Regions from separate parts of the Homo sapiens genome. Here region 2 is linked to region 1. Evidence: chromatin loops called from intact Hi-C (ENCODE). Cell type or tissue: B cell. All regions are shown on one strand.

Region 1 (5,000 bases):
GTGAAGAAATTTAAAAGTCAGTATTTCTTTATATAGTATCAACTGTAGCCAGTTCCCATTTTTTCTACAAAATCTTCCCTGGGTGAATAGAAGGTAGATGGCCACTCTCTCTGATCTAATGGTTTCCCATTTCTTTTTTTTGGCACAAAGTTATGAACAATAAAATTCCTCAGTATCTAGTGAAACCATTTATTCACTTGTTATGTCAGCCTATAAATTTGCTAGGAAGTTAATTAGTGATTTAGGTGCTCTGACCATTACAAAAGCCATAAATCTCTCTATAGATCCATAAAGGTACGTCTCTACCTCTTACCCTATTTCCTTCTTTGGTAGAAAATAAAAGGGGGGCATATGATGTACTTTGTTGTTTGTTTATTGCAAAGATTAAATGAGACAATGTATGTGAAAACCCTAATCATTACTTAGCACACCAAACAGTTCAATGCATGCTATTTTCACTTTTTTTCTTTAGATGAACACTCCCACACTCCAGATGTTTCTGTTCTTATCAGAACCTGGTGCCTATTCCTTCAGAACCCTGAGAGGTGGCAAGAAACAATAGGACATGTGAATTTATGCTAAAGCTATTGGAGAGCTTATAATGCCAGAAGCAGAAAGGTGGGGATGGAGTGGTACACAGTTAGCTTTCATATCCATTACAGCAGATTTATATTTCTTTAAGTTGTGCTTTGCAGGTTAGAACTCTTCTTGTTTATGGGGACAATCCCTACCTGATTAAGATAGAAGAAAACTAGTGAGATCCTTAGCAATGTCTTTGAATTTTAATTAATTAACTAATTTATTTATTTATTTTTATTTTTTTGAGACAGAGTCTCGCTCTGTTGCCCAGGCTAGAGTGCAGTGGCATGATCTCGGCTCACTGCAACCTCTGTCTCTTGGGTTCAAGCGATTTTCCTGCCTCAGCCTCCCAAGTAGCTGGGATTACAAGCATGTGCCACCACTCCTTGCTAATTTTTTTTTTTTGTATTTTTTTTTAGTAGAGACAGGGTTTCACCATGTTGACCAGGCTGGTCTCGAACTCCTGACCTCAGGTAATCTGCCCGTGTTGGCCTTCCAAAGTGCTAGGATTATAGTCGTGAGCCACTGCGCCCGGCTGTTTTTTAATTTTTAATTTTATTTTTCTTCTATAGACCCAGGAACTTGAGTTAGCAGTGTTAGGTAATCTGCAAACAAAATGATTTTTGTAGTCGAAGTACCTGGGTTTTTTTCAATTTCTTTTAAAAATATATTGATGTTAACACCCTAAACCCATAAGGATGGGAATTTTTTTTGTTGTTCTTTTTATTGCAGCATCCTGGTCATTTAGAGCAGTGCCTGACACATGATATAAACCCCCGAAGTTTTGTTGAATAAATGAAGGAATGAACAATCTTGTTTAAGTAGACTAATACAAGACAATCTACGCTCTGCCTCTCTAGTATATCTGAGAATGTCTTGTAGGTATTCTCAGGAGTGCTGAGAAAAGATGTTTTTGAGAGACTTCTATGTATCTTGCATTATGTTGGGCTCTTGGGATTTTGTGGTTAACAAGTTAGTCATGCTCCCTGCCATGAAATGAGCATATAGTTTAGTGGGGAAAAGAAAGACTTAAAAAGTGAATATAAGAGGGATGGTTTTTATGGGGAAAAAAAACAAAACGTACAGAGAGTGGAGCAATGTGAGCACTGTAGGAGACCCAGCATGTGAACAGAGGCAGCATTCTGAAAGCAAGTCTCAGAGAACATGAAAACATCTTAAAAACAAAAACAACAAAAATTTCAAATGAAAGGTATTATCAGCAAAGGCCTTGTGATTAATTAGCTGCTCTATCTCTTTCCTGGGGTACAAAGTGAGGAGGACAATTGTCTCAGTGGTTCTGACGTGTGTATGACCCTGAGATGCAGTTAAGGAATCAAGCCTGAATAGGTCAGCAAGCCACTTGTTCTAAAATTCTTCTTGGGAGGAAACATCTGTGTCTCTTTCAGGATGCCAGCCATCACATGGGTCTTTCAACATTAGCATATTTTTCAGCCATCTGCAGTGGTTGCCTCCCTCCCACACAAGCTTAGTCACTGCACACAAACACACCTTTGTCCAAACTTCAGTACCAGGCTTTACAATGAAAGTCTCTGTGGCATCTCCGTGGAACCACATTTCCCAAGAGTGCTGCATAGCTATTTTACTTGCAATGCATTTATCACTTTTTAGCTCATTTGAATGCATGGGAAAACACAGAAGACTGTTGTCGTAGGTGGTGGTGTTTTATGGTTGTTATTGTTTTTCCTTAAAGTCATAGGGTAAAAGAAAGCTTGAAATATCATTTGTTTTCACTTCCTACTAGGCAATTAGGTAGACCCACTCTTAAATAAAACCTCTAATTTAGTATCCTCTCATTTTCAACTCACCTACAGTGATGAAGTTCTACAGGCTCCCTATGTTAAATTATTCTAGCGTTAATAAACCTTATTTTTGAAAATTTCTTTTACTTTTAGCTAAAGTATCTTCCATTGTCTCTGGAGGTAAATGTTAAGTTTCAGTTGTAGAACTACATCAGCTTATGATACAGTTAAGAGCAAAGGTCTTGGAATCAGGCAAATGTAAGTTCAAATTTGACCTCTGCTTCTGATGAACTGTGTGATTTGAGACAATTATATGACATTTTGCATACCAGTTTCCTTTTCTTCATCTGTAAACTGAAGAAACTAACACTCATATCAAGAGAATAATGTCTGCGACCATGATATTGACCCAGTTTCTCCCCCGTAATGAGTATTTGATGTATAGTGGTTATCATTATTGTAATGTTTAAAGTATCTAATAATAATATTGGGAGGAGGAACCATGAATGTTTTGGATTTGTTCCCTTCACAGCCCTTAGTGCCATGGATATGGTAGGTACTCAGGATTTGTGTATAAATGATTAACAAAAAAGTAAGATAGTAAGAGTAAGGAGCAACCTGCTCTTCTATTAACTAGCTTCATGCCGGGGTAAATCATTTACACTTCCTGAATCTTAGTTTCCTCATGTGCAAACTGGTAGTTTTATAAATGCAAAACTGGTAGTTTTGCACTTGGATATTTATGATGAGTATTTAATTTGTTCTTTCAGGTCTCCAGAGAAGGAAGTTCTTTGGGCAAAATTTTTGAGTTTAAGAATTATTTCTTAATGATAATCTGATTTTTCAAAGCTTTCAGGTATTCTCAGCAAACTAGCGCAGGAACAGAAAACCAAACACTGCATCTTCTCACTCATAAGTGAGAGTTGAAAAACGAGAACACATGGACACTGAGAGGGGAACATCACACACTGGGGCTGTCAGGCAGTAGTGGGCAAGGGAACGGAGAGCATTAGAACAAATACCTAATGCATACGGGGCTTAAAACCTAGATGATGCGTTGACAGGTGCAGCAAACCACCATGGCACATGTATACCTATGTAACAAACCTGCACATTCTGCACATGTATCCCAGAACTTAGAGTAAAAAAAAAGTTTTTTGAGAAGAGATATCAGAAATATTGTCATATTTTCTTGATTAGAGTCGAGATAAAAAGAAGTAAATGTTGAGTGTCTGCTCCCTTTGGTATTATCTTATGGACAGCATAGGACCAGGATTGAATCCTGATGACCACACTGGAAGAAGAAGTGGAAAATGAGGTGAAGGAGCCCAATTCTAGAACAGTTCAATTTCATTTGTTATTCTGGTGATTAATGTCTTCAGCTTTATACCTGGAGTGTTTCCAAAGCTTTTCACTAGATGCTCACCTTGACTCTGCCCAATATTCTCAACCTCAGCTAAATAAAACTAGTTTTTGACACCTAAAGAAATGGAACTTGTAAAACGTGGACATAATTCTACTTAAAGAGACAATGATAAACCCATACTTACATTCATTTAACTGTATTGATTTTTTTCTCAGAATTTAAGTGGGTTGAGGCAAAGAGGTATGTGACAGGGAGGAAGGGGAAAATCTTCTGGGGCACTTATATGCTTTTTAGAGTTTCTTTCTATACCTAACTCTTCTCTGGGGTGCTGAGGGTTCCAAAATAAATATTAATTACATCACAAAATTCTAAGAAGATGAATTTTTTTTGTCAGGTTCACCAATGGTCACTTTGGATTCCCAAAGAACACAGTAAACTTTAATTAGGTGATTAAACCATTAGGTGAAAAAGGAGTATTTCAGTATTAGAATAATCTTCTCATCTGATTCCCCAATCAACAAGCCATATGGAATCAACATACCAATATTGACTCTAATACATATTAGTCAGAATATAAAGTTGAAAGAGGTAAATAAGACTACCTCCCTAGGTGTGTATGTGGACTTACAGAACCTAGTTATATGGTGGTATTATACAATGGAATTACGTCACATTTATTCATTTTTGATGGGCAGGTGGCATTCCTTAGGCTTTTGAGTAGACTACATTGTAATGTGGGAAAATCGTTTGTCTAACTTCATTAATTGACAGCACTAATGAGAATACAATTCAGGTTGGTTGGTACAGTTTCACAGTTTTGCTCTATTAATGCTGGAATCATATCTTTATATTTGGCAGTTTTACTCCGAGCCAATGACATCAGCAAAAAGTTCATCCTAAAAGAAATTTCCATGTTGAATCAAATAACTGTAAGAATGTTATTTCTTCTTAACTTCCTAAATTTTGTGCCAATGATTCCATTGGATATAGAGGAAAGAGTCTTTCCTTTGAGAGCTTTCTTTCTACAAACATTAAAAACATACAGTCCAGGAAATCCTTTTAGTACAAACCAGTGGAAGGTGATATAAATGAAAATAAGGGGAAATAAAATAAAAACAGTGGGTGGAATCTGACATATTTGTTTGCTAAAATAACATAGATAGTTATGAATGGCACAATATTATTCAAATTTTACAAACATTTAATATCTTTATCACATAAATCATCTTATTTAATGTTTAAACTTGGGAATTAGCTCTTATTGTCCCCCCTTTCCTTGAAGATGAGGAAATGGA
Region 2 (5,000 bases), 500 kb before region 1:
TTGAATTTTTTGGCATACATAAATACTCTTCTATGTGAAGACCTCAAATAAACTAAAAAACAAAAAGAAAAAGTGTCAGTATTATACATTCCCATAAAATATGCTCCATTTTAAAATGAGACCAATGGGGCAGGAAGTTACCTCACAAAAGTAATTTTGTGGAAATAATATAAAAATCTCTGAGTTTTTATACTTTATTTATTCAAGAAATTCTGGCCTTAAAATAGTAGTCAGTTGACCCAAGTAAGTCACTTGCTCTGCATCAAGATAAAAATGCATTTCATGCTGTGTACGCTGAGGATAAAAAAAGACATGCTGAAAACTGGATTTCCAAGTAGTGCCCCTATTAAAGATGACAATTAAGTGGGGTTCACCGAGGATGCATGGTGCCTTAGGATTGAATTATAAGAATGATGATTGTTTTTGGAGTTGGAGTCAAATATCAGCCTTTAAACCAAGTCAAAGCCAGGGTTACAGCTGCGTTACAGCTGCCTTCTGTCACTGACACTGCTGTGGAAAAATTCAAAAGGCACACCAAACGTTTTTTCTAGTGCATTTTTCAAAGCAACTTGGAATTAGTACAAGTACCTCGACGCAGAAAGCAAATGTATTTACCTATGTAATATCAAGCTTGCCTGGAATCATTTAGTAGGAAAAAGTATTCTGCAGAGAAATGTACTTTGAGAGAATGCAAAGCATGAAAGGTAAATTGGAGTCTTGAAGGGGGGATTTTAAATCACATTTAGACATAAATCCTTTCAGGTCATGATTCCCATAGATTACCAGCATCTGCTAAGCCTAGATAGTTCATAATCACTAAAATTGTCGTAATCTTCCTATGGAAGGTTTACCAAAGAAGTACTGAATTACACTGGGTTAATACTTTTAAGGATGAATGGTCAAGACGATGATGCTAAATTAATGCAGTGGCTACATAGTAAAATCTAATACTAATAACATATCTGAACGAAGCTGTGGTTTCAAAAGGCGTTCACTCCATCAGGGTAATGTATTCTCAGGTATATGATCAACTAGAAAGTTGCCAACCATTATTCACCTTCACCTACTCCTACAAGCTTCTCTGTCCTGTCTTATTCTTTTCTACTGTCAAAAAGAGAGAAGGACTTAAAGGTTGGGTCTGTAAAATAGGAAACCATAGAGCAAAAACACAGATAACACAGTCAAGGAAGATGCTCGAATAAATTATCGGTGGACAGTGTTCTCTGGATTGAAGCATGGAATCTAAATATGGTGTCTCATAGAGTCTACTGACATACCACGCTATAAGTGGAAACAGTGCAGGGCAGCATCTAGTGCTGTGTGAACTGTATCAACAGCACCGTGGAGTGACAGTCACCATGTCCTATTATATTTTTGGTTATTTAGATGGACAGTGCATTTGCGCTTGTGCAGTTACTTTTAGTAAATGCACAGGAGTGGCATTCTCACTTTCCTTCACTGCATTTGCAAGGATCAAGGGAAATATTTCCAGTGACATGGAGCTAGTAAAAATTGATCAATTGTGAAATAGCTAAGCAAATACTTGTTATACTTTAATAGGAACAGCAGTGTAACATGTAATGAGCACTGAGCAAAGTATGTTGGATGCGCTTATGCATCCACTGAATTCGAACATATTGGTCTGCTTCTTCATTCCACATCCCCACCATCCTGCTCTCACACTCCCTGGTCTCCAGTCATATTCCTAATTCTCTGAATACTTTGCTTCATGGCCTCTTACATACCTATTTGCTTGTGCACCTCCTCCTGCCCCTGGTGGAATTACCCCTGCCCTTTGTCTCCTGGTGAACCTTTGCTTTTTCAAGTCTCAATTCAAAAGTCACCCTGACTTCTACTCCCCAGTGTCCTACCCAGAGTTGGATGCCCCTGCACCGTGTTGCTCCAGCCCTGAATTCACACCCTCTGTGAGAAAACACATTACGTTGGCTTCTAATCAGTTGCTTCCCTGCTTTCTTCTCTCAATGGGCTGCACGCTTCCTGAGAACAGGGACTGAGTCTCTTTCTGCTTTTCATTTTCAGAACAGAGTGTCTGTAATACACAGCATACCTAAATGATCCATAAGCATTTTATTACAAGTAATCTGGAGTGCACCATGGCCTGGACACTCTGGGGCAGTATGGATAAATAGAATACCAGGACCAGACATACCCATGTAAAACTTCCAAAATGTCTACATGTAAAGCTACAAATTTAATGGTACCAACAATAAAAATTGGTGCAATCAAGAGAAGTGAAGTAAAATTCTCTGGGAAGAATTGAGGAAAGCCTTATGAGAAAGGTGAAATTTGAGGTGGGACTTAAGAGAGGCATTAAAATGGAAGAAAGCAGTGGCTTCCTCTTCCTGGGAGTTCATCAGGGCCATAGACTTTAGGGCAGAAAAGTCAAACTACAGACTGAAAAGAAAAGGCCAAGTATGAATGGAGGGTTTAGGTTGAGGAGTAGGCTAAGATCTTCCTGGTTCTTCCCTCTGTGCAACACTGAGAATCTTTTTCCTGTGTCCAATTTTACATCTTCTTCTTCTGGTTTAAGCATGCCTAAAAGAGATTACCAACTACCAACTTCTGAAGACACAGTTTGTGTAGTTCCTGTGGACTGGGACATGTGACTCTGCAAATATGATACTAAATACTCTATTTTTTTTTTAAGCAAATTGAGTATGTAACTCTGTCTCAAAATATGCAGTACATGTCTCAGCCTTAAACTTGTTCCCCTGTGCTTTTAGATAATAATTTTTTGAAATGTGTTTGGAAGTCTTTGGGGGCCTAAGTTTAGAAAGCTAGAAAGACATTCTCATTGCCTTTGTTGTTCCAATCTGTTGTTCTGTAATTTCTGGACTTGGATCTATCATTTGACTGAAAAGGATAAAAGGTCCAAGAGTGAAAAGAAATGGGTTAAAGAGAGGGAACAACCAGCCAAAGCAGTGGCAGCCAGCACCCGAGGGGGGTGGCTGCAGCTGGGCTCTGCCCAGCTGCAGGTGTGGAGGAGGAAGTGCAGGAACGAGCCCAGGACCCATTTCCAGGTGGCAGCAGGGTTCAGTGGGCTTAATTAACCGGTGAACTGCTCATGAGGTCGGTCTGTCTCTACCTTTCTACACCACACTGAACAAGCCACTGACCATTTCCTGCCTCGGATTTCCTCAGCCCCAAAGAGGGGACAACAATGTGTATTCGTCAGAGAAATTACTGGCCACTGTCTCATTCAGAAGCTGCCCCTAGAAGTGTTAGTAAAGACTTTTAAAAACATGAAACAAAGCAGAGAATTAAAAATAACAGGAAGTGGAAGAGAGAGCACACTATGATCTGAAATCTTCTGTGTTATATGCTGGTGTTAAAGAGGTCGTGAGGCCTTGATGAAGATTTGTTACTTGGAAGGATGTCAGTGCTGGGGACCTGCTCTCTGTGAACCCAGCAACCTGCCCCAGCATTTCAAGGGGCATACAGTCCACTCAGATGATTTATTTCTGAGTTGGAATTACCCCATTCCCCAGCCCACCCTCTTTTCAACTTTGTACAAATGTAAGTGGCCAATTCACTTTACTACACAAATGACTCATGATTTCATGAGCTGCAAGCAGCAGTTTCTTAAGCAGCTTTCCCATATTCCTAGTGCAAGAAATGGACACACAGACATCTCTTATGGGCTAGATCTTTTTAATTTGTGAAGCAAAGAAAGTGAGGGAACCACTGGACCCAATCTCAAGTATCCAAGGTCAACTAGACGAGGCACATGGCCAATTTCCAAAGACACATGGTTCTTTCCTAATCCTCAGCCTCTACTTCCTCACTGGATCTGAGTTCAAATCTCAGAAAGGTCAGAGCATGTGCATTTTTGGCATTTTTAAACAAATGGATGCAATTAAGAACTTGAGGAAAGGGTGACTTTCTATAGTTTTCAGCATACATCAGCTACTTGACAACTTCTACTAAAATAGAGCTGCTTTCAGAGGGTAATGTGAGTAGCCAATCACTGCCACTCAGGACAAAAATGTTGGCCAATGACCTAGAAGTAAGTGTGTGGTGTATTTCGCATGACTATAAGTGCTTCTCATTAGGAAAATAATGGCATCAGTTCCTGGAGTTTTCTTGGTTATTTAAACCTCCTGCTTTGGAGTTGAGTTCATGGTTTACCAACATCAGCAAGTGTTTCCTATTTTGTTGTACATGATCACCAAAGGAATAGGAGGCAATAAAGGAAATGAGAACTAAAGGTTCTAGAGAGATTACATTCTTTATCACATTTAATCTTTATAAGAACCCCCAAAAGTTGGTGTTCTTTCCTCCATCTTACAGATGTTTTGAAAACTGAAGCTCTGAAAAGTTACGTAACTTGGATCTACAGAGCTCTAAGAGGACGTGCTAAGATTTGAATCCAGAATTTCGTGACTCAAAAACGTTTTCTCCACAATATCAGTTTACCAGAATAACCTAGGCATGGCCTCAAAAGACCTATATTAGAAATTAGCTATATCCTAGTTCTAAGGAAGTATTCATTTTTTATTATTCAACTGTTAAAACTGCACATATATTATATTCCATAGAAATTCTGAGCATCAATAATAGGAGATACTTTCACTATTTGTATATATGTATATGTATATTTGTGTATATATACATACAAAATATATTTTACAATTGTCTCTTTGTTCCAAGAGTGGGAAGGAAAATAATTAGAATTTGTAGTTGGGCATTTGTGTCCACTTTAACCTGATCCATTCTGTCTAACTTTTCTTTGCAAGCTCTCAAATTCATTGTTAGCCTATCTGATCCTGTCGTCTGGAGACTGCCAAGTATTTCACATCTTACCCAGGGAACCGACCACTTTTAAGGGAGGGAGGGCACTCTTTACTGACTTTTCCTAATTTAAATTCATTGAAAATTGTTAATTTTAAGGGCAAAGACAAGGCAATGCATCTGTAAAGAGCTCTGTCACTTTTCTCCAAGTGATGACTAATGGTGGGGAACTTAAAACCTTATCCTTG

What was found. Hi-C counts contacts between places; a loop is a spot of excess contacts. Peaks named below come from ENCODE experiments on the same cell type or tissue, not always from the same donor. Only the 100,000 strongest peaks of a DNase experiment are listed, where the experiment ranks them.
Region 2: it touches region 1 in a loop (7-fold over the local background); 1 of 110 quality-filtered maps calls a loop at or near these places.

What each region holds. Positions count from the first base shown.
Region 1 is chr11:95,713,010-95,718,009 of GRCh38, reverse strand. No RefSeq gene overlaps it. Among named protein-coding and RNA genes, the nearest start is that of FAM76B, 74 kb to the left of the region's middle. In B cell, no CTCF peak of the experiment used is centred here; DNase peaks (open chromatin) are centred at 2,009 and 2,953; H3K4me3 peaks cover 1,697 bases; H3K27ac peaks cover 4,899 bases.
Region 2 is chr11:96,213,704-96,218,703 of GRCh38, reverse strand. The region is part of intron 1 of MAML2 (mastermind like transcriptional coactivator 2); the gene reads left to right. Among named protein-coding and RNA genes, the nearest start is that of MIR1260B, 130 kb to the left of the region's middle. RefSeq lists an enhancer at 3,225-3,294. In B cell, no CTCF peak of the experiment used is centred here; a DNase peak (open chromatin) is centred at 3,113; H3K4me3 peaks cover 1,628 bases; H3K27ac peaks cover 5,000 bases.